Linked DNA regions of Homo sapiens: regions 1 and 3 are each linked to region 2. The links are chromatin loops, found by intact Hi-C in ENCODE. Cell type or tissue: ascending aorta. All regions are shown on one strand.

The links. A loop is a pair of places that touch in the nucleus more often than their neighbours do. Peaks named below come from ENCODE experiments on the same cell type or tissue, not always from the same donor. Only the 100,000 strongest peaks of a DNase experiment are listed, where the experiment ranks them.
Region 1: a loop joins it to region 2, with 2.4 times the contacts of the local background. A loop is called at or near these places in 11 of 110 quality-filtered maps.
Region 3: a loop joins it to region 2, with 3 times the contacts of the local background. A loop is called at or near these places in 76 of 110 quality-filtered maps.

What each region holds. Positions count from the first base shown.
Region 1 is chr5:153,144,400-153,152,399 of GRCh38, forward strand. No RefSeq gene overlaps it. Among named protein-coding and RNA genes, the nearest start is that of LINC01470, 180 kb to the left of the region's middle. In ascending aorta, a CTCF peak has its summit at 4,181 (motif pointing left); no DNase peak of the experiment used is centred here.
Region 2 is chr5:153,961,706-153,969,705 of GRCh38, forward strand. All of the region lies in intron 1 of LOC107986464 (a long non-coding RNA gene), which reads right to left. Among named protein-coding and RNA genes, the nearest start is that of LINC01861, 67 kb to the left of the region's middle. In ascending aorta, a CTCF peak has its summit at 3,521 (motif pointing left); a DNase peak (open chromatin) is centred at 3,526; H3K4me3 peaks cover 614 bases; H3K27ac peaks cover 362 bases.
Region 3 is chr5:153,485,337-153,493,336 of GRCh38, forward strand. It overlaps GRIA1 (glutamate ionotropic receptor AMPA type subunit 1), which reads left to right and starts at 5,334. Exons shown (of 16, transcript NM_000827.4): 1 at 5,334-5,634. The coding sequence starts at 5,553. In ascending aorta, a CTCF peak has its summit at 4,978 (motif pointing left); no DNase peak of the experiment used is centred here; H3K4me3 peaks cover 3,005 bases.

The sequences.
Region 1 (8,000 bases), 820 kb before region 2:
CAAATATTTTTTAATTCGATATGAATTAGAAACTTACCAAAGTGATAGATATCATAAAAAAGAACCAAACAGAAATTCTGGAACTGAAGAATTTATTGAAAGAAATACAAAATGCACTCAAAAGCTTTAGTAATACATTAGATCAAGTAGAAGAGTTTCAAGCCTTGAAGAAAGATCTTTTGAAATGATCCAGTCAGACAAAAATAAATAAATAAAAGAAAAAGAATAATCAAAGCTCACATGACATGTAGTACACAATAGAGCAACCAGATATTTGAGTTTCTGGTGTCACAGAAGAATAGAATACAAAAGGGAAGGAAAGCCTTTTCAAAAATAACAGAGGAAAACTTCCAAAGTCTAGAAAAAGATTTAGATATTCAGATATAGAAAATTTAGAGATCCCAAACAGATACAATTCCAAAAAGCCTTCCATGTGACATATCATAGTCAAGCAGTCAAAGGTAAAAGACAAAGAGAGAATTCTAAAAACAGGAAAAGAAAAATGTTTTGTCACTTACAAAGGAATATTCGTCAGACTAACAGTGGATTGCTCAGCAGAAACTTTACAGGCCAGGAGAGAATGGGATTATATAGTCAAAGTGCTTGAAGAGCAGAACAGAACAGAAAATTAAATAAAATAAAAGTAAAGAGAAGAAAAGAAAGGAACTATCAGTCATGGATGCTATACCCAGCAAAGTTAGCTTTCGTAAATGAAAAAGAATACATAAATAAAGTCTTTCCAAGACAAACACAAGCTGAAGAAATCCAACCCTACAAGACTGGCCCTACAAGAAATACATAAAGGAGTTCTAGGCTTTAAAAGGACAATATCTATCATCATGAAAACACACAAAAGTATAAAACATCCTGATAGAGCAAACACACAAATTATGAAAAGAAAGGACTCAAATGTTTTCACTAGAGAAAACCAATAAACAAGGAAGAACGATGAGAGAGAGAGAGAAACAACAGATACACAAAACAATCAGAAATCAATTAATAAAATTGATTTTAGTAATTGATTTAATAAACAATAACAGGAAAAAGGTCTCACATATCAATAATAATCTTGGATGTAAATAAACTTTTCACATATCAATAATAATCTTGGATGTAAATAAACTTTTCATATAAAAGACTGGCAGAATGGATTTAAAAAGTGACTCAACCATATGTTGCTTAGAAGAAAATTATCTTACCTATAAAGTCAAACATAGGCTGAAAGTAAATGGATGGAAAAAGAAATTCCATGCAAAGAGAAATCAAAAACAAGCAGGAGTAGTTATACTCGTATAAAATGAAATGTATTTTAAGTCAAAAAAGTAAGAAGAGACAAAGAAGGTCATTGCATAATGATAAGAGTAACAATTCAGCAAGAAGATATAATAACCGTAAACATATATGCACTAAATACAGGACCCCCAAGACATACAAAGCAAATACAAAACCTCCCTTAAATTTAAAGGGAGACAAACTCCAATATAATCATAGTTGTGGACTTCAATACCCCACTGTTAGCATAGGACTGATTATGTAGAAAGAAAATCAATGAAAAACATTGGATTTGAATTGCACTTAGGAACAAATAGACCTAACAGGAATTTGCAGAACACTTAATTCAACAGTTATAAAATATACCCTCTTCTCATCAGTACATGGGACATTCTTTAAGACAGACTGTATGTTTGGACACAAAACAATTATCAACAAATTAAAAAATAATCTGAAGTCATATCAAGTATCTTCTCATATCACAATGGAATAAAACTAGATGTCAAAATAAGAGGAGCTTTAGAAGCAGTAAAAATATATGAACATTAAACAACTTGCTTCTGAATGACCATTGGGACAATGAAGAAATTAGAGGGAAAATCAAAAAATTTATTGAAACAAACAAAAATCAAAACATTACATAGTAAAGTCTATGGGATACAACAAAAGCAGTGCTAAGAGGGATGTTTATAGCAATAAATGCATGCATTTAAAAGTTAGAAAGATTTTGAATAAAAAGTCTAGCAATGCACCTCGAAAACCTAGAAAAGCAAAAAGATGCCAAACTTAGTAGAACAAAATAAATCAGGATCACAGCAGAACTAAACAAAATAGAAACAACAAAAACAGTACAAAGAATCAGTGAAATGAAAACTTGGTTTTATGAAGGTGTAGAAAAATGGAGAAACAGGTAGACTAACCAAGAAAGAAGAGAGAAGACCAAAATAATAAAATCAGAAACAAAAAAGAGGTGTTACAACTTACACTATAGAAGTATAAAATATTATCAGAGATTATTATGAACAACTATACATTAACAAACCGGAAAAGCTAGAGGAAACTGATAAATTTGCAGACACTTACCACCTACCAAGATTAAATCAGGAAGAAATACAAACAGATCAATAATGAGTAATATGATTAAATAAGTAAAAATAAATGTCCAGGACCAGATGGCTTCACTGCAAAATTCCACCAAACTTATAAAGAGTTAATAACAATTCTCTTCAAACTATTTCAAAAATTTAAAGAGTAGGGGATTCTCTCCAACTCATTCTACAAGGCCAGCATTACCCTGCTACCACAACCAGGCGAGGACACAACGACAAAAATAACTTACAGGCCAATGTCCCTGATAAACAGATGGAAAAATTCCCAATAAAATATACACAAACTGAATCTGACAGCACATCAAAAAGATAATACACCATGACAATGTAGGATTTATCCCAGGGATGCAAGGATTGTTCAACATACACAAATCTATAAAACGTGATAAACTACATCAACAGAATAAAGGGCAAAAACCATGTGATTATATCAATAGGCACAGAAAAATCATTTGATAAAATACAACATCTACTTATGATAAAAATTCTCAACAACATAGGCATAGTAAAAACATACCTCAACATGATAAAGTCCATATATGAGAAATGCAAAGCTAAAATCATACTGAATGGGGAAAAGCTGAAAACCTTCCAAGAACTGGAACAAGTAATGGATGCCTACTTTTACCATTCCTATCAACATAGTAGTGGAAGTCCTAGCCAGAGCAATCAGGCAAGAGAAAGAAGTAAAAGTCATCTAAATTAGAAAAGAGAAGTCAAATTGGCCCTCTTTGCAGAAAATATAATCTCAAATTTAGGGGAAAAAAAAAGGTTCAACCAAAAAAACCGTTAGAACTGATTAATAAATTTAGTAATTCAGGATACAAAATCATCATACAAAAATCAGTAGTATTTCCATACACCAATAATGAACTAGCTGAGAGAAAAGTTAAATAAGGCAATCCTATTTTAAATAGCTATTTAAAGATACGTAGGAATAAATTTAACCAAGAAGGTAAAAGATCTCTACAGGGAAAACTACAAAACACTGATGAAAGAAATCGGAGAGGACATAAACAAATAAACAGAGTAAAGAAACAATCTGCAGAATGGGAGAAAGCTTTGCAAACTATTCATCCAACAAGGGACTAATATCCCGAATATACAAAGAACTCAATTAACTCAAAAGTAAAAATATATATATATAGATACCATTAATACATATATACACAGTAAAAAAATATATATCTCCAGGCATTCAGAGCACTTGCTTGCCTGGTTCAGCAGCCTAAGTCATCTCACTCTTCTTGTGCAGAGATCTTGGTATGGGGGAGCCCTCTTTGCTCCATGCCCTGGCAGATCTCCAAGCATGAGAGTGCCAGATGGAACATCAGCCTGAGCTGCTCCACTCTACCTATGCAGTGATCCTGGTGCAGGGGAGCTCTCTCTTGTCCACACAGGCAGATCTCCAGGCATCTGGAGCACATCGTCTCCTGGATTGAGAGTTTAGGCTGCCCCTCATACCCCTGTATATAATTTGAGGCTGAGGAGGTTTCCCAGCTCCATGCCTAGGCACATCTCTGGGCACCTATTGATTTCCCACTGAATTCTCTTTCAGGGCTGGAGCGTGTGCCTGCCACCAGGGAACCTGTAGACAGAACTGCCTCGTCTGATCCAACCCATCTTTACCCTCACCTCCCCGCGGCTGATCAGGGAGCTCAGACTACAGTACACTCCATGAATTAGTCCATTGCCTGAGACAGCGGAAAGCTTCTCCTGGTAAACAAGGATCAAGTATATACCCAGCCACATTGGCTGCAACTTGCTGTTACCTATAAGCGCCATCTACTGGCTTGTAAGTTAAACTTCACAGCCCAACATGAAAAATGCTAAGAGAAGTGCATAGGGCTATAGAAGCAAAGCCCATAGACCCTAACCAGTATTCTCTACAGACACATGCCCTAGGGAAGAAGATAAAGAAAAACGGAAAGAAAAAATATTATATGGAAAGAAAGAAAAAGCAAAACTTCTACCCGCATGAAAATAATTACAAAACTAGAAATGCCAGCATCTCTAGAAGAAAAGGAACCAGTTTAAGAATCTGGCACTATGAAGAATCTGAATGTAGTGATACCACCAAATGATTGCACTAGCTCGCCAGTAATGATCCCTCACCAAATGAAAACTCAGAAATTACAGATAAAGAATTCAAAGCGTGGATTGAAAGGAAGCTCAAGGAGATCCAAGAGAAGCTGGAAAATCAACACAAAGAAACTTCTAAAGCAATCAAGGAAATGTAGGAAGAGATAAACATCTTTAATAATATCAACTAGAGCTTCTGGAATTGAAAAACTCACTTAAGGAATTTCAAAATACAATTTAAGGCTTTATTAATAGACTGGACCAAGTAAAAGAAAGAATTTCAGAGTTTAAAGATCCATCTTTGATCTAACCCAGTCAGACAAAAATTTAAAAAAAGTTAAAAAAGCCTTTGAGAAACATGGGATTATATAACATGACCAAACGTATGCATTATTGGAATTTCTGAAAGAGAGAGAGAAAAAGTAAACCAAATCAAAAATATATTTGAGGAAATAATTCAAAAAAAATTTCCTAATATTGCTAGAGATGTAGACACTAGATACAAGAAATCCAGAGAACACCTGCGATATACTATACAAAATGAATGTCACCAAGGCATATGGTTACTGGACTTTCCAAGATCGATACTCAAGAAAAAAATCTTAATAACAGCTAGACAAAAAAAACATATCATGTACAAAGGGAAACCCATCTGGCTAAAAACATACTTCTCAGCAGAAACTTTACAAGCCAGAAGAGACTGGCGTTCTATGTTCAGCATTCTTAAAGAATTAAACATTCTAACCAAGAATTTTATATTCTACTAAATTAAGCTTCATAAGCAAGGGAGAAATAAAATCTTCCAGATAAGCAAACAGTAAGAGAATTTATTACCACTAGACTAGCCTCACAAGATATCCTTAAGGGAGTTCTAAACATGGACATGAAAGAACAATACCTACTACCACAAAAACACACTTAAGAACATAGCCCACAAACCCTATAAAGCAAACACGCAATAGAAACTACAAAGCAATCAGCTGACAACTTCACGATAGTATCAAACCTCACATAATAATATTAATCTTGAATGTAAGTGATTTAAATGCCCCTCGCAATAGGCACAGAATGGCAAGTTGGATAAAGAATACAAAACCTATTTTTCTGTTGCCTTTAAGAAGCTCATCTCATACGTACCAGTGCCCATAGGCTCAAAGTAAAGAATTGAAGAAAGATTTACCAAGCAAACAGAAAATAAAAAAGAGCAGGGGTCCCTATTCTTGTATCAGATAAAACATACTTCAAGCAAATAAAGTAAAAAAGGACCAATAAGGGCATTACCTAAAGATAAACTGTTAATTCAACACAGTATTTTTAACTATCCTAAAAATATATTTACCTAAACTGTAGCCCTCAGATTTATAAAACAAGTACTTTTAGACCTATGAAAAGACTTAGACAGTCACACAATAGTAGTGAGGGACTTTAACATTCCCCTGATAGCACTAGAAAAATAGCATTAGACTGATAGCATTAGACGTGTGAAAACTAACAACAAAAATCTGGAATTAAACTTGACACTTGACTAATTGGACCAAACAGACATCCACCCATTAGCCACAGAGTATAAATGCTTCTCATATGTACAAAAAACATACTCCAAGATCAACCACATTCTCAGCCATAAAGTGAGCCCCAATAATTTCAAAAAATCAAAATCTTACCAACCATACTCTCAAATCACAGTATAATAGAAATAGAAGTCAATACCGTGAACAGCTCTCAAAACCACACAATTTCATGGAAATTAAATAACTTGCTTTTGAATGGCTTTTGGGTAAACAAAAAAAAATGCATAAATCAAAAAAATTATTTGAAATAAATGAAAACAGAGACACAACATACCAGAAATCTCTGATGCAACAAAAGTAATGCTGAGGAAAGCTTATCATGGCAAGTGCCTACCATCAAAAAGAGAGATCTCAAGTTAACAATCTAACATCACACCTAGAAGAACCAGAAAAACAAGAACAAACTAACCTTAACACTAACAGAAAAAAATGAATAACTAAAATCAGAGCAGAACGCAGAGAAATTGAGAACCCAAAATTCATACAAATAATCAACAGAAAGGACAAACAAGATCAACAGAATTCTAGCTACAAAGAAAAAAAAATACAGAAGATCCAAATAAGCACAATCAAAAACAACAAAGGTGACATTAGAACCAATCCCCCAGAAATACAAGGGATCTCAGAGACTGTTATGAACATCTGTATGCACCCAAACGAGAAAATCTAGAGGAAGTGGATAAATTCCTGGAAACACACAATCTCTCAGGATTGAATTGAGGAAATTGAAACCCTGAACACACCAACATCAAGTTCTGAAACTGAAACAGGAATAAAAAAACCTAACATATAAAAAAGCTCCAGACCAGATAGATTTATAAACAAATTCTACCAGACATGCAAAGAAGAGCTGGTACCAATTCTACTGAAGCTATTCCAAAAAATTGAGTAGGAAGGACTCCTCCCTCACTCATTCTATGAAGCCATCATTACCCTAATACCTAAACCTGGCAAAGAAACAATGAAAAATGAAAAACTACAGGCCCATTTCCATGATGAACATAAACTCAAAAATCCTCAGCAAGTTACTGGTTAACCAAATCTAAAAACACATAAAAATTTTAACTTACTGTGATCAAGTAGGCTTCATTCCTGGGCTGCAAGTTTGGTTCAACATACACAAGTCAATAAATGTGATTCACCACATAAACTGAATTAAAAACAAAAACCATATAATCATCTCAATAAATGTGGAAAACATTTTTGATGAAATCTAACATCCCTTCATGTTAAAAACTCTCAACATATTAGGCATCAAAAGAATATATCTCAAATTAATAAAAGCTATCTTATATTAGCTTTTATTAGCTTTTATTAATTAATAAAAGCTAATATAAGATATTAATTTTTAAATTAATAAAAGGTAATATCTTATATTAGCTTTTATTGCCTGTGGAACAAACCCACAGGCAACATCACAGTGAATGAGAAAAAAACCTTGAGAACTAGAAAAACATAAAGATGCCTACTGTCACCACTCCTGTTCAACATAGTACTGGAAGTGTTAGCCAGAGCAAACAGCAAGATAAATAAATAAAAGACATCCAAATAGGAAAAGAAGCAGTCAAACTATTTCTCTTTGTGGAGGATATAATTCTATACCTAGAAAACCCTAACAAATCTTCCAAAAAGCTCTTAGAGTTGATAAATGACTTTAGTAAAGTTTCAGGATACAAAAATCAATGTACAAAAGTCTGTAGCATTCCGATACACCAATAACATTCAAGCTGCAAGCTTGAATCAAGTCAAATCAAGTATGCAGTTTAATTTATGATAGCCACAAGAAAGCCTAGGAATACATATAACCAAGGAAGTAAAATATCTTTACAAGGATAACTTTAAAACACTACTGAGAGAAATCACAGATGATACAAACAAATGGAAAAACATTACATGCTCATGGATTAAAACAATATCATTAAAATGGCCATACTTCCAAAAGCAATCTACATATTCAATGCTATTG
Region 2 (8,000 bases):
ACCTATGAGTGAGAACATGCGGTGTTTGGTTTTTTGTGATAGTTTGCTGAGAATGATGGTTTCCAGCTTCATCCATGTCCCTACAAAGGACATGAACTCATCCTTTTTTATGGCTGCATAGTATTCCATGGTGTATATCTGCCACATTTTCTTAATCCAGTCTATCATTGTTGGACATTTGGGTTGGTTCCAAGTCTTTGCTATTGTGAAGAGTGCTGCAATAAACATACGTGTGCATGTGTCTTTATAGCAGCATGATTTATAATTTTACTTTGGAGTTCTGGGATACATGTGCTGAACGTGCAGATTTGTTACATAGGTATACATGTGCCATGGTGGTTTGCTGCACCTATCAACCCATCATCTAGGTTTTAAGCCCCAAATGCATTAGGTATTTGTCCTAGTGCTCTCCCTCCCCTTTCCCCCAACCCGCTAACAGGCCCAGTGTGTGATGTTCCCTTCCCTGTGTCCATGTGTTCTCATTGTTCAACTCCCACTTATGAATGAGAACATGCGGTGTTTGGTTTTCTGTTCCTGTGTTAGTTTGCTGAGAATGATGGCTTCCCGCTTCATCCATGTCCCTGCAAAGGACATGAACTCATTTTTCTTATGGTTTCATAGTATTCCATGGTGTATATATGCCACATTTTCTTTATCCAGTCTATCATTGATGGGCATTTGGGTTGGTTCCAAGTCTTTGCTATTGTAAATAGTGTTGCAGTAAACACACATACGCATGTGTCTTTATAGCAGAATGATTTATAATCCTTTGAGTATGTACCCAGTAATGGGATTGCTGTGTCAAATGATATTTCTGGTTCTAGATCCTGGATGAATTGCCACACTGTCTTCCACTATGGTTGAACTAATATACACTCCCACCAACAGTGTAAAAGCATTCCTATTTCCCCCACATCCTCTCCAGCATCAACAACAGAGATTTCTTTCTCACAGTTCTCATGGCTAAGAAGTCCAAGACCAAGACATCAGCAAATTCAGTGTGTGGTGAAGGCCAGCTTCCTGATTCATAGACACCCGACTTCTTGCTGTGTCTTCCTCACATGAGGAAGAGAAGACAAGAGGGATCTCTCTGGAGCCTCTTTTATAAGAGTTTTCATCCCATCCATGAGGGCTCAGCCCTCGTAAACCAATTACCTACCCAAAACCCCACAAGTATTCTCACATTGGGGATTAAGTTTTAATATGTGGATTTTGGGGGGACACAAACATTCTGTCTACAGCATATGGCTGATAAGTGACAGAATTGGTATCTAAATCCAGGCAGTCTGGTTCCAAAGCCTATACCCTTAACTGCTACCTTGTACTTATCGAAAATCTACTCTAGGTATTGCAGGCGTATATTAATTCACATGGAGACATCCTACTCATTGTTATTATTATTGATCTATTATTGAATGAAAAAGAAGTGGCAACAGAATGTATAAGTTTGATCCTTTTGGGAGAAAAAATATATATGAATATATCATTGCAACAGCTAGAACATAAAAAGTAATGTAATGTGACAAGGTGGTGGAGGAGGGTGGCTACAAGTTTACACTTGAGAGTCAGACAGACCTCAGCTGAATCCAGGAAGCCCCAGTCTCTCCCTGTGTAACTATGTCCAGCAATCACTTGTCCTCACTAAGCCTCAGTTTCCTCATCTGTAAATGAGAGGCTGAACCTAAAATCATCAGTGTACAGATCAAACACAAAAGACCATCTAGTATGTTATTCCATTTATATGAAATGTCCAGAAAAGGAAAACTGCAGAGACAGAAAGTAGATTAGTGGCCACCTGGGGCTGAGGGTAGGAACTAGGATTAACTGTAAATGAGCCTAAGGGGTTTTACTGCGATGATAGAAATATTCTAAAACTGGACTATGCTGATGGTTGCACAACTTTTTAAACTCACTAAAAAAACTCTGAATTGAAATGATTAAGGAATTAAAATGGATGGACTTCATATATGGAAATTACACCTCAATAAACTTCTAAAAAATTATGTAAAACTGCTATTACATAGTAGGCCCTCAACAAATAGAGGTGGTTATTACCATTACAATTGTTAATGGAACTATTAACAGGTTTAGAAAGTGGTATTCCCAATAAATTAAAACATTTTTGCTTATGCTTATCTGTAATTTTTACACTTGTACAAGAAATGTATTTCTTATACAATAAAAAGAGAAAGGGAAAAAATCAATTCCATTAAAATATCATGGAAGGAAAGGATCCTATTATCATGGGAATGATTTTAATTTTCCTCCCTTAGCTTATTTTCCATTTTGCAACAATGAATGTGTACTGCTTGGATAAAATAATGGATTATAGTTTTTCATAAATAGTTTATTTTATATTCCATCTTTTGCTAGACACCAGGCAGCATATAAGGTGTTCTGAGAGGTTGCCCCCTAGGGTCTTGCCGTCTAGAGTGGAGGCAGGAGAGATAAATGGCCGATCTGGAAAGTTGGAGAACAAGTAGTTCATGCTAAGAAACCAAATGAGTTGCCCCCAGAAAGGCTAGCGGACCCCAAAGAGGAGGAATGCGCTGGCTCAGGGCCACCCATGCTCTCCTGCGGCAAGCCTGGAGCAGGGCCTCGGGAGAAAGCCAAAGAGGAGGAATGTCTACATACTCATAAATATGAATTGAGCACTACCTCCATGCCAGACCCTGCGAGGAGCTGGCGATGCATGGTGACAGGACTGACAAGGTCCCTGCTCTGCGATGCCACACCCCCCGGGCATGGAGGGGTGTCGAGACCCTGCCGCTTCAGCTTGGCTCTGAGCACAGCATGCACCAATTATCCTTTGTCTGGTCGATGTGCTGGTGCCTGGGGAGGGTGGGGAGGTGGGGAGCCTCCCCAGGGATTCCCTGCTGCCCAAGCCCTCATCCACAGCTGGGCAAGGGCAAGAATTAGAGAAGGCCCAGAATTACAACAAGTCCTGGGTTCTCATCCTGGCACTTGGTTCCACAGGAGTAAATCCCTTCCTTGCCGAGACGTCAGTTTCCTCATCTGCATAAAAGAGAGTGTAATGGTCACGCGCCTCCGCAGATCTGTAGCCAGAGCTTCTAGGTTCAAGCCTGGCTCTGCCACATACCCAGCAACTTGACCTTGGCCAACTTTCTTAGCCTCTGAAAGCTCCAGTTTCCTCTTCTGAGAAAACGGGTGAATTGCTAGCACCTAACCCAGGGAGGTTTGTGGGGATGGGGAGGACTGAACAAGGTAAAGCATAGAAAGCTCGGAACAGGGTGCCAAGCATATACTTGGCAAATGTAAACTACAGCTGCAGCTTACTTCCAAATCTACCACCGGATGGCTCTAGGGGATTCGGAATTCCTGGGGCATCCCAACCTGGAAGATTGTGAGGTAACAGCACCAGCTTAGCAAAAACATATCTAAAAGGATAGCTAGAATTTGGGAGGGACGGAGGGGCTATAAAACCGGGAGAGGAAAACAAATGATTACGTTCCTCCCATTAGCTTTGCACGCCCCTTACCCACATACTCAGTCCAGGGCTGACACCTGCTGGCTGAAGAGGAGCATTGCAAAGAAAAGAGACCTTTCCCACTGGCTGGGGGATCTGAAAGTAATGTTTAACCCCAGAGAGAAAAGACAGGTAGGAGCCTTAGATATGAGGATGAAGGGGCCTGGGATGTTTGCACTGGAAAGGTTTAGGTAGAAGGAATTTAGGCTGCCCTGGAGCTATGAGACCCAAGTTCAAATCCCAGCTTTTCTACTTACCAGCTGTGAGACTGGATAAACCATTTAACCTCCCCAGGCCTCAGTTTGCTTATATATGAAACGGGAATAGTAGTGTCTCATTCTATGGTGAAAATGCACATAAAGTGCCCGACAGAGTTGGTGACTCCGTAAAGGTTACTTTTCCCTCTGGATGTCTCCACCTCACTCCTGGGATCTCAAAGGTGAAGTACTTTGCAGGGGTCCTCAAACTTATTTATGTCACCATCCCCAAGTGCCTATCAAAAACACAAATGCTCAGGCTCCCCTGATGTTGCTGTGGATCAGCTCTCTAGGGATGACAGCCTAGGTGTCTGTGTTGTACCAAACTCCCAATCCTTATGCCCCTCCAAGTTTGAGAGCCTCCAGAATCGTGTGAGAGCACCAGGCTAGGAGTCTAGCTTTGTCTCTCCCAGGGGCATTCCCTTGGCCTGTCTCCATTTACCCACCCACTAAATGTGGCCAGGAGTCCTGCCTGGCATGCTTCTCAACAGGGAGGGTGCTTTGGAAACTGTGATGCTAATGCTGAAATGAAAAAGCAGGAGTGTCCAGAATAGTAAGGTACTTGCCCTCATGGGGTCTCTCCTTGAGAATGAGCTTAGGAGATGAAGCCACTAAAGTCAGGGTGGAGATGGAGGGAGATGATGGAGAGAAGAGGGGAAGCTGGCATAGCTCCTTCAGGGCATCCAGGGGCTGGCTGTGCAGGAATGGATGATCAGGAGCTGGTCACCCATGAGCTGTGTGACCCATCCCAGCAAGAAGAGGCAGGCAGCAAGGAGAGAATTCCAGCTGTGGGACCCACAGGAGCCCCCACAGTAGAAGCCCGTGGGGAGAGTGAGAAAGAATCCTGGCTGTGCCTAGAGCGGCAGCCCCTCCACTCCCCTGGGCCCCTCCCAGGTTGCCTTCCTCTCCCCTCCTGGGTGCCTATAACCTGGCTAGACTCACAACCTCTACACCCTGGAGGCAGATGGGGTCTTTGTTTTGTGTGTGTGTGTGGACAGTAAAATCAAGGCTTGGAGAAGAGAAAGGAGTCCCTTGCCCAACTTCTTAATGAATCCTCAGCCCAAACCTCCCTAAATTTTCATGACAATAACAGAGGAGGCTGGTCAAGGATTATTATTTCTGTCACACAGAGGAGAAATTCAGATCAGAGATGACATGTAATTTATCCAAGAACACACAGGAGAGTTGAGCCTCAGACTAGGCTATCATTACTACCATGCCGCACATACTCATTCCTGCTGCAGATAAAAGATTGGGCCAGTGACCCCCTGGGTCACTTCCAACTCTATATTTTCTAATTCCAGAACTGCAATCTATTCTTTCAAATTTATGTCTTTCTGGTTCCCCCAATGAACCATCAGCTCGAACCAAAATGGCCTCTTCTTGATTCCCTAAACAAACCTGAGACTTCCCACTTATTTTTCTGTTCCAAACCTCCCCTCACCACACCCAACCACACCCTCATTCTTCCATATTTGTGAACATTCTCCAGTCCTTCAAAGCCCAGCTCAATTCTCACCTGCTCCAGGAAACCTTCTCTAATCCCCCCAGTGAAAAAATAATATCGACTTGTGTGAACAGGGAAATGGAATCAGAAATACAAGCTATTTAATAAGCATCCCTACCTGGCGCTGTGCTATGAAACACATATACATGTATTATACGCCTTCTATACATGTACATTATTTGCAGTACAGTTAACCCTTGAACAACGTGGGTGTTAGGGAGCCAACCCCAGGAACAGTCAAAAATCTCTGTCTAACTTTTGACTTCCCCCAAAACTTAACTGCTAATACCCTACTGTTCACTAGAAGCCATACGGATAACATAAACAGTCTATTAATACTTTTTTTTTTTTTTAGATGGAGTCTCTCTCTGTCACCCAGGCTGGAGTAATTGGCACGATCTCGGCTCTCTGTAACCTCTGTCTCCCGGGTTCAAGCGGTTCTCCTGCCTCACCCTCCCAAGTAGCTGGGACTACAGGTGTGTGCCACCACGCCCAGCTAATTTTTGTATTTTTAGTAGAGACAAGGTTTCACCATGTTGGTCAGGCTGGTCTCGAACTCCTGACCTCATGATCCGACTGCCTCATCCTCCCAAAGTGCTGAGATTACAGGCAGGAGCCACCATGCCTGGCCAATTAATACACATTTTTATGTATTACATGTATTATATACTGTACTCTTACCCTAAAGTGAGCTAAGGAAGAAAAAAATATATTTACTACTTATTATGTGGAAGCTGATCATCATAAAAGTCTTTATCCTCATCTTCACATTGAGTAGGAGGAGGAGGAGGAGGAAGAGGGACTGGTCTTGCTGTCTAAGAGGTGGCGGAGGTAAAAGAACATCTGAGTGTAAGTGGACCCGCACAGTTCCAACTCGGAGTGGTGAAGGGTCACTTGTGCATGATGTACATGTGTATATATTATCTCATTTCATCTGCAAAATCTCAACAAATAGTTGAGAACAAAGAGTTAGCCTGTCTTACAGATGTGGAAACCAGATCTCAGAGAGCTTATGTGGCTCACTTAAGGTTATCTGGGAGAGAAAGCCTCAGGAGGAAAATATTAAAACCCAGTGTAGGAGAGGGTTGGGGTGTGACAGGGAGGCAGGTTTCAGAGCAACATGACAAAGAATGTGGAGCAAGCAAGAAACTAAAAATCCTTGAGAACCTGTGGTCAGAAGGCTCCAGGTCTAAAACACCAGGTGGGAGAGTCATTTCCCTCACGCAACAGCAGTGTGTTAATTCACACAGCACCTTCATCTGCTTTATCTCATTTAAAAACAATCATCTTTTTAGATAGACAACATCATCATTCTACAGAGAGAGAATCAAAGGCTTGAGAAAATCCTAACCAAGCTCACACAGTCTGTAGGTGAGACTGGAATATGAAGCAAGCTGGATTTCAGAATCTTTGTTCTTTCTGATACACAACTGTATTATTTACAATATCGCCTAGAAATGTTTGCATAGAAGCCTGCCTCTACTCTTGGTTCACCCTCTGTTTGTCACAGGGCCTCAGGAGCCACCATTCTGCATGTCAGTGCACCCTCTCAATGCTCATTCAACTCTGACATTCCAGGACTCTTTCGATTTTGTGAAAAGCAGCTTGTTTTTTTGATCTTCAAGAGCTTCAGATGAAAATAAAATGATGTCTAGAGTAGCTCACCTTTCAGTAGATCCATGGATAGGTGCCAAAACCAGGCGCTGGATAAAAAGAAAGCAGAGCAGGGAGAAAAAGGGCTCAGAGCAGGAGTGAACACCCATTCATTCAGCAGAGGGCTGTGAGTCCCTCCGCAGGTTGCGGGTACTCTGAGGACAGACCGACGCACCCTGCCCTCCCGGATTCCCAGACGCAAACGCCTCCTCCTCCCTCACCAATTTGCAGAGTGTTGGCCATGGAGGAGGAGAGCACAGAAGGGCACTTCCTCCCTTGGGTCCTGATGGTCAAATGAGTGGGCCACGTTCAAGCTCTGAGAATCTCAGCAGCTGCTGTGGGCTCCACCACTCTCAACCACTGGAGAGGGGCCAAGGGGGCCAAGGTACCTGCCAAGGGCTCACCTGCTGCCACTGCCCTGGAGAGTCCTGCCCACTCTTAACCACAAGCTCTACCTGTTACTACTTGTCACCCTCCCAAATCCAGCTGTGAGTGGACCTTTCCTGGGTGACCACCCCCGCCAGCATCCAACCTTTCCCCCCGATCCCCACAGCTGGAAATGAGCTTTCCCTTCTCCGTGGTTGCATCCTCCCTTTGTCCTCTCCCCCTTCCCTGTGTCTTCATCTGATCCACCCAAACAGATCCCAGTCCAAGAGTAGGTTCTGATTCCCTCAGGGATCCCTCCAGGGTCTAGCACCTTGTAGGTGCTAATAACAGTTTCTAAAACAATGAGTGAGTCATTGAGTGAGTGAGGGAAGTCAAGCAAGGACAAGCTCCATGGTCCTGATGCTGTAAAAGCAGCTGGTTGGTGACAGGCCATCCAAGCCACAGCATGTGGGTAGTTTGGGTCAGTCAGACTTGTCTACCTGAGACATCACCAGCAGGCAAGCCCACCAAATGCCAGTGAAGGAGAGCCAGATATCCATCCTCAGGGAGCCCTAAAAACACCGAGCAATTGTGGGCAATGGTGACTTCGTTATCTAATGGGTTCAGATAGTGCTTTCTCAAAGAAACTTTCATGAAAAAGGAACTAATTTTGAGAAGTGATCTGCAAGAACAGGGCCTGTGGTGAAATTTGTGTGGTGAATACAATTCT
Region 3 (8,000 bases), 480 kb before region 2:
ACAGGAATGGCTGGCAGAGTCATTTCTGTGTGTTTGGAGATTCACCAGTCCCTTCACATGGAGCATGTCATTAATGCCCTCTCTAGCCCCACAAAGTATAACCTCTCATTATCCCCACTTCCCAGATGAAGACATTGAGACAAAGGGGTTAAATAGCTCATCCAGAACCACCCATCTGGGGAGGATGGCGGTGAAGGTCTGGCTCTATTGTCTCCTAGACTAGGGCCAGATGAGCTGCAGGGCCTCTCAGGAGAGCTGGTGCCAATGCTGCATGGTGGCCACCCGCCCATGTGAGTGTGGCCCAGGTGGCCTCTCTGAAGGCATTGCTGATTTAAAGGAATAGTCAGTGCCTCCAATTTCTACCAGTAACAATGGTGCTGCGTAGAAGCTTCCCCATGGAATCGTGGAATAGACTTTTTTTTTTTTTTCAGGCACTGATCCTGCCCCAGGGTGTTTTCCAGAACTTGCATGGCTCCCTAATTACCTAGTAATGCTGAGAGCTTATGAAAATGCTGTCATTTGTGTGAGGAGGGGAGGGAAGACTGAAAGAAGAAGAAGAAAAAAAAGCAGATAGAAAATGCTGTTAAACCTGGCAGAACTCCAGGGTGGGTAATTACATTCTTTGGGGTGTGTTCTCACCACACACACAGTCTGTGGATTATTTTGGAGCCTTCTGTATGAATTGTGCTAGAAAACATGAAAAAATATTATCATTATTATTTTTTAAAACATCTTTAAAAATAAGGCCTTTCTAAAGCCACAGAGGCACCCTCTCTCTGATTGCATTTTTGCCAGTTGGTTAGCTGTCAGCAATCTGTTCTTAGATCATAAATTTGATGGTCCCCCCACCCCCTTGAATTGCTTTACACTAGAAACCTAAAATGTTAAAGCCAGAAGAAACCTTGGTGAAACACCCATATTTTGCAGATGGAGAAACTAGTCCAAGAAGGGAAGGAACTTGCCAATACCACTATCACAGGTAATAGGAGGTAGAGGAGAGAATGGGCCTCCCCAGACCTGACATCTGTCCTTTCTCTCCCTTACCCCAGCCCCTGCTGTCAAATGGAGTTACAGAGTGTCAGAACCAGAAGGGTCTGTAGCCATCACCACATCTAATCTTGTCATTTAATAGATGAGGAAACAGTCTTGTAGAGGAAATGGACTTGGCCCCTAAATTGATACTGGGCATGAGAAGTGGTTGGACTCTTGTCTCCAGGATTCCACTGGCACTCCGTGGCCTGTCAGTCAGATCAAGCTCAGAGGCACTACTCTTACCCTACCCCTTTTTTCCCTAAGTCACTATATTCCATATCCCATATATGTGTGTGTATATATATATATATTCCATATTTCTACTTTTCCTTGAGAAAAGAATCTGAGGATCTAGCCACTCTAGGCCTACAATTCCTCATGGTAATAATCTGCTGCCTATTGAGTCCCTGTGGCCACCTTTAACAGGGCACAGTCTCTCTAGTTCCGTTTGTCTTCCCCATTCTCCCCAACTTGGCTCACTTCATTCATTTCCCTGCCTGGCTCAAGGAAGCATTTGCATTTGTAATCCCTGTCCAACACCATTCTCCTTGATTTGCGGTGTCAAAACAAAGCCAAAATAAGTAAATCTTAGACTGTTTTGGCTACATGGTAAGAGGACTTAAAGTATGCCAAAAATATGAGCTGGGATGGGTCATAATTAATTTGAGGAGTAGGTGCCATGCTGTCTCTAGAGCACAATTTGAGCAGCATTTGGAGGCTTTTCCAATGGGATGTCAGCCACCTGGAGTTCCTCCATTAGATACTTAACTGCTGGACTTTAATGAGCACCCATCTTCAGATATCCCACTTTAAAATATGAAAAGTCTTAAAAGATAATCAACTTAATTTTTCTTCAGTGTAATATAATGGGAGGGACGCTGCAGGGTCCTGGTGCCCAGTCCCTGGCATGCCAATCACTAGTCCCCTTAAGGAAGGTTTTTTGGCCTCAATGCTATTTATATTTGGAACCAGATAATTCTTTTTTGTGGGGTGGATGCTCTGTGAATTGTAGGATGTTTAGTGGCATCCCTGGCCTTCACCCATGAGATTCCAGGGGTACAATTCCATAATTGTGAGAACAAAAAACATCTCTGGACATTTTTGCCAAATATCCCCTGGGGGAGAAAATTGCTGTCAGTTGAGAACCACTGTCTTAAGCTAATCATGTAGCCACTTTGAAGACTTTGCCACTTTGGGAATGGCAAATAGGACTGGGGACTCTAAAGAGAGACAGCATGATGAGCTAATAAAGGATGACGTCAAATAAGTTATTTAGGGAAATGAAGCTGTTTGGTAGGTAGTTCTAACCTTTGAGGATGAGGAAATGAGAAAATCACCTTCTACCAGTGGTCAATCTTTTCTTTCTCATGCACATGCCCGCTATTGTAACTAGCATACTAAAAATGCCCCCATGGCTCATCATGGTCCACCAGGAATTCAGTGGGTTCCAAATCCTGACACTGACTTCCTCTAAGTTCCAAGTTCCCCAGTACACTCTTCCCAGTTATGCACTGCCGGCTCCAGGCTAACAGAGCACGTGGCATTCTTTCCTGCCCCCAGCCTTTGCTGGGGCTCTTTCCTTGGTTTGCATGTCCTTCCCAGTCCTCAGTTACTGCCTATAATCTCCTCATCCTTCACGGCTCAGTTCTTTTGAAGCCTTGCTGGATCCCCACAGACAGACACACTGATTGCATCCTTCTTTGCTCCCCCGCTGCTGTGTTTACATCTTTTAGAGCACTTGTCATGGTCTTTCTGGGTGACAGTTGTCCGGGTTCGTCTGTCTTCTTCTTCTGCCACATTCACCTGCCTTGAGGCAGAGACTGTGTCTGATTCCTCTTCATATTGCCCAGCACCTGGCACCCTGTGAGATACAGAATAGGTTCCCCACCAACATTTGAAATGAAGAGAATTATAAAGAAACATGGAATAAACATTGAACCTAATGTAGTTTGACCTAGATGCCTACACTTGAAATATGTAAGTTCTATATTTAATCAGTGAACAACTATGTATTTAATAGACCAAGGGGAGCTATTGACCATACTTGAGCAGGGCAATGACGTAGACCTCTGTTTTAGGAAGATCTGCTTGACTATATGATTTATAATGACCATGGAAAATTCATCTTTTTGACTCCCTTAAAAGTCCCCTCCCTACAAAGTATGCAAAACAAATCTTACCTAATGCAGGGGGACATTGAGGTTTTGCTTGTAAAGGGTCTAAAGAGCTTCCTCTAAAAGGTGATTGCAAGGTGTGAAGCCTTTAATGACAGCCTAATTATTATTATTACCAGGCACAAAGCTTAGGGAACCTAAAAGATCCCCAGGTACTATTCAAAGTAGTAAGATACAAAAACTGAAAATGGAGAAATTAAAAGATGGAATCATTAAATCAGAGACTCTTAATGTTGGCAGAGACCTTAGAAGTGATCTTTCCTGATTCTGTTCTCTCATCTTCCTATGCTGATGCTTATTCTTCCTTTAGAAGGTTCCTACCCAGTGCTTGCTGTTATTAGAGCCTAAGAGTTAAGAGCTGGGGCCTGATGGTGGCATTTACTGTGTTTAAATGCCCAATCTCTTTCATTAGCAGTGAAAACTTGGGGTGAGTTTTTAGACCTCTGTTTCTTCATCTATAAAATGGGCATGAGGCTACCTACACAGGTATTGTACAAATAAATGATGCAGGTGCATTTCTTAGCATGGTACCTGGCACATTCAAAATAGTGAATAAACATTAGCCTTAAAAATTATTTTAGCTAATTAATTAATATATGTGAAAGTGCATAGGAAATCACAAAGCATTTGACCTCCAAGTTGTTCCTATTTTGGGGCTTCATTGTACATGGTCAGATATTTTTTACAAATCCCAGTCCTTGTAGCTGTCACTCAAGTCCACATGATATACAGTCCTGGTGAGGGAAGTGAAGAGTCTGTGGATAAAATGGCCTATTCATATGGCAAAGCAAAATGGAGTCCAAAGTCTATTATTTCTTTCTTACTAAAGACAAAGTTGACTTTCCTTTTCCTGGATCATCTCCTGTTGGACAGGAGTCCTGGCCAGGGCAGTAAGTCAACTGGTAACGGCCAAAGCACTCAAGTTTGTAGGTTGTACTGTACATCTTAGTAGGTCTGTGTCTTTATGACTTAATCCCAGAAGTCTTATCTTTTTCATCTGTAAAACAGGGCTCATGGCCACTTTACAGGTTTGGAGTGAAGATAGATGGATAAAAATCTGTAAAGTTCCTTCAAAAACTGTATTCTGTGGCGGCTAGTGGCTGCTGCTTTGCATTTAACACTACTATCCTGAACACAGCTGATCTCTCTACAGGTTATTTCAGCAGAAGCCCTGGTCTAGGAGAGTCTATGAAGTTCCAGCTTACACCAGACATGACCAGCATCCAGAAAGACCTGAAAGAAGCTTGAATCCTCTCACTAGAATCCCTGCAAAATGACTCATGTAATTGCTCTGTGTAAGTATCCTTAGTCTTTATTGTACACCCACACGATTCTGATGCTATAGACTCCTGTGGAATGCAGGGAAAGAGAGAAGGGGGCCCATTTTAAATGCCTAGGATTGAAAAGAGACCACCGTTTCACTTGTAAAGGTAGACAGGGACTGTCAAATACCTGGTCAAAATACCTGCCAGTCACTCCAGATCCTCCCTTGTTTGTCTATCTGTCATTCCTTCCATTAGGAGAGAGAAAGCTTTTTTTTTTTTTTCCTTTAAATTTCCTAGGAGGGATTTCTAGGGTCTTTCCCTCAGGAATTAGTTGTAGGAATAATTGGGCCAGTGGAGTGCAGGAGATATATCCAGCGCAGCCCATGCACTCCTAGAAAAAGTGACCTAGATCAAGCAGCTGGTGGATTGAGGACTATTGTGGGGACCCCCTGCCACCTACTGACTTACAGCTGAACCCACATTCCCAGCAGCTTCAGCCTGGGGGCTGGGGGAGCGGGCAGACCGAGCTCAGAAAGGCAGGGGAGGGTAAAGAGGACTGTGGGGTTGCCCCTTTCAGGACCAAGTGCCACGTGTCACACACCCCCACCTCCACCTTTCTGCACACACAGAAAGGAGGATAAGGTGAGGATGGGAGGAAGGGGGAACAGGTAGGGAGGTCGGCTGTGGAACTCCAAGCTAGCTCGGTGGGTATTAGCATAGAGCTTGCTGCCTGTGTGAGTGTGAGGGGGAGAGCGAGAGAGAGCAAGGGAGGGAGAGAGAGGCAGGCTGCGAGGGGAGAGGAGAGGGAGTGGGGGAGCCAGCGCTCCAGCTAGCATGAGGACGGGCTTCTTTTCCCGTGCTCAGTTAATCTGGCTGTCAGTTGGTGTTAACGCTGCAGTTTAAGTGTTCGGATTCCAAGGGAAACAGACAAACCTCACGAAAGGAAGGAAGCAAGCAAGCAAGGAAGGAACTGCAGGAGGAAAAGAACAGGCAGAACAGCGAGAAGAATAAAGGGAAAGGGGGGGAAACACCAAATCTATGATTGGACCTGGGCTTCTTTTTCGCCAATGCAAAAAGGAATATGCAGCACATTTTTGCCTTCTTCTGCACCGGTTTCCTAGGCGCGGTAGTAGGTGCCAATTTCCCCAACAATATCCAGATCGGTGAGTGAGGGGGCAGCCTGGGGAGGGACTTTCTGGGTCTGGCCAGGGATTTTTTTGGGGATAGGGGTTGTGTACCCCCTCCCCGGTACTGACTGTTTTGCTTGGCTCCCTAAAGCTGTGCTGCGGTAACAGAAGGGAGACTTGGGCTTACAGCCAGAGGAGGGGGCTTCTCCTGATCGGATGAGGGGCAGAGGGGAAGTGTTCACACACGCACACATACCCTACTCGCACTCCAGGCAAGAGCATGTGAAATGGAGGAACCATCGCTTTGGAGGAAAAAAAAAATCAGGCTGGAAAGGGTGGTGGGTGTTTAAGGAGTTAACTCTATTGCTTGGTAGATGGTGCTTGATTCCATTTTTAATGTAAGTATGTATGGTGTGTGTGTTTTCACGTGTGTGATTATATATTACATATGCACATATATATGTAATTGAAGGAGGCAGTGCTTTCTCTGCTGGGGGACAGAAAAGAGACCCTCGAGAAGAAGGAGTGAGGGGTGCTGGGTATATTGCAGCCACTGAAATAATGCCAGAAGGCCCCCACTCCAAGGCGGGTAGGCTCCCTCTCCTGTTCTGGACTCCTCCAGCTGCCTTCTCTTTGCTGTCTGCCATGCTGCGCTGGTGGTCTCCACTCCCCCGATCCTGGAACTTCCTCGCCTGCCTTTTCTCCGTTCCTTCCTTGCCCCCTCCTCTTAGATTTCCTATCCACAGAGGTCTACCTTTTACACACACAAACACACACACGTACACATGCTCCTTTCTCCTCCTGTTGGCTCTCCATTATCCTTGTTACTGGGCTCCATCCTCTCAACTTGGAGGCAGGTTTCAACATGCTGCATGCTTTTTTTGTTCCCCATTTCCCCTTCTTAGTTGTTACACTTCTCAAAGGCCCCGCCACCCTCCCTGTATTTCTGAGGGGACTGACAGATATTGCTACTCCTGATAATCATGAGGGAAAGCAAAACAAACAGAAGCAATAACACCAATCACAAAGCATGTCCACAAGGGCTTGGGGCTTCCGTGTGACCAGCATGTCAGTGTCGTTTGTGTCCCGGAATGAAGCAAGCTGCTGTGTTTGGAAGCATCTTCGTTGGTTTGGTTTCTAGTCTCTCTCCCCTGGTAGGGAGATAGCTCCACTAGGGAAAGTTCGCATTGCTGGGAGTTTGTGCTCTTTTGTGAGTGTGTGTTTGAGGGGGGATGTGGTGCAATTGATATTTTGTCGGGCATACATGTGCTGCAGTACCCATCTCTTTCAGCCTCTCCAGCTAGCTGGCGGCTTGGAGTGGCCATGGAGTAACTTGCTTTGTTTCCTGACACCTGTTAAGCTACATCCTGAAGTGTGTACGTATCTGTGTGTTAGTGCCTAACACGCAAAACTTCCTGCCTTCAGGGGAGACACTTCCCTTGTAGCCCAGCCCGTAGCCTTCTACTCCTCAACCTCCCATCCTTTCTCTTTCATTCATTGCAGAGGAGGAGAAAGGGGACAGGGAAGTGTTTGGGGTGTGGTCATCTGGGGGGAAGGGGGAGCATCATAATCAAGAATTTTTTTTGTTTTCATTCTTTAAAATGGGAGCACTTGTACATGTGGAAATCACTGGCTCTTACATGTGGCATTGTTTACATTTGTGCTTATATACTACCTATCCTTTGTGGCTTGGAAGTGTTTGTCTAGTATATTTGTGTATATAGTAAATGGTATAAATGCATGAGGATGTTTCATGTATGTGCTATGTTTTCTCATGTATCTCTGCATATTTTTAAAATTATATTTAGCCCTAACTTGGTTGTTCAACTGATAAAGCCATTGCTACTGTTTTCAAAAAAAAAAGAGATTGAAGCATTAAATTGTAGAACAAAATGCTGAAAATATCACTGCCATCAGGTAGTACTTGATTCTATTTGTGTGATCTGTAACAAAAGGCTTGCAATCCATTTATTGGTTCTTAAAAACAGACACCCACTCTACAAGAAGTTAGAAGTGCATTATGTTTGGACTGTGATTACTGTCAGATTTGAGATAAACTTCTATGTAAACATCATTATAGTTCAGTCTCTAGAAATGGCTGATTTTAATTCACAGAAATGTAATTGATTTACATGTTGACAGTAAATACAAAGGTAAGCCATGGACTCTTGTTTCTCGGAACAGGCATCCCATCAGGCACCTTTACTATACCTTTTACTAGAATAGAATGTTTGTATCCTCTTGAGATGCCTAAGATCCCACATCTTTGAAGCACAAGGTTCCACCATGCAAACACACAATGGCAATCCCTTATGTAACAAGTCATTCCTAGGTAACTGGGATCATGTGTGGTGAAAGAGTAAGCAAAACATTGTTTGCAGAAAAGCAAGAGTTTTTAGAGA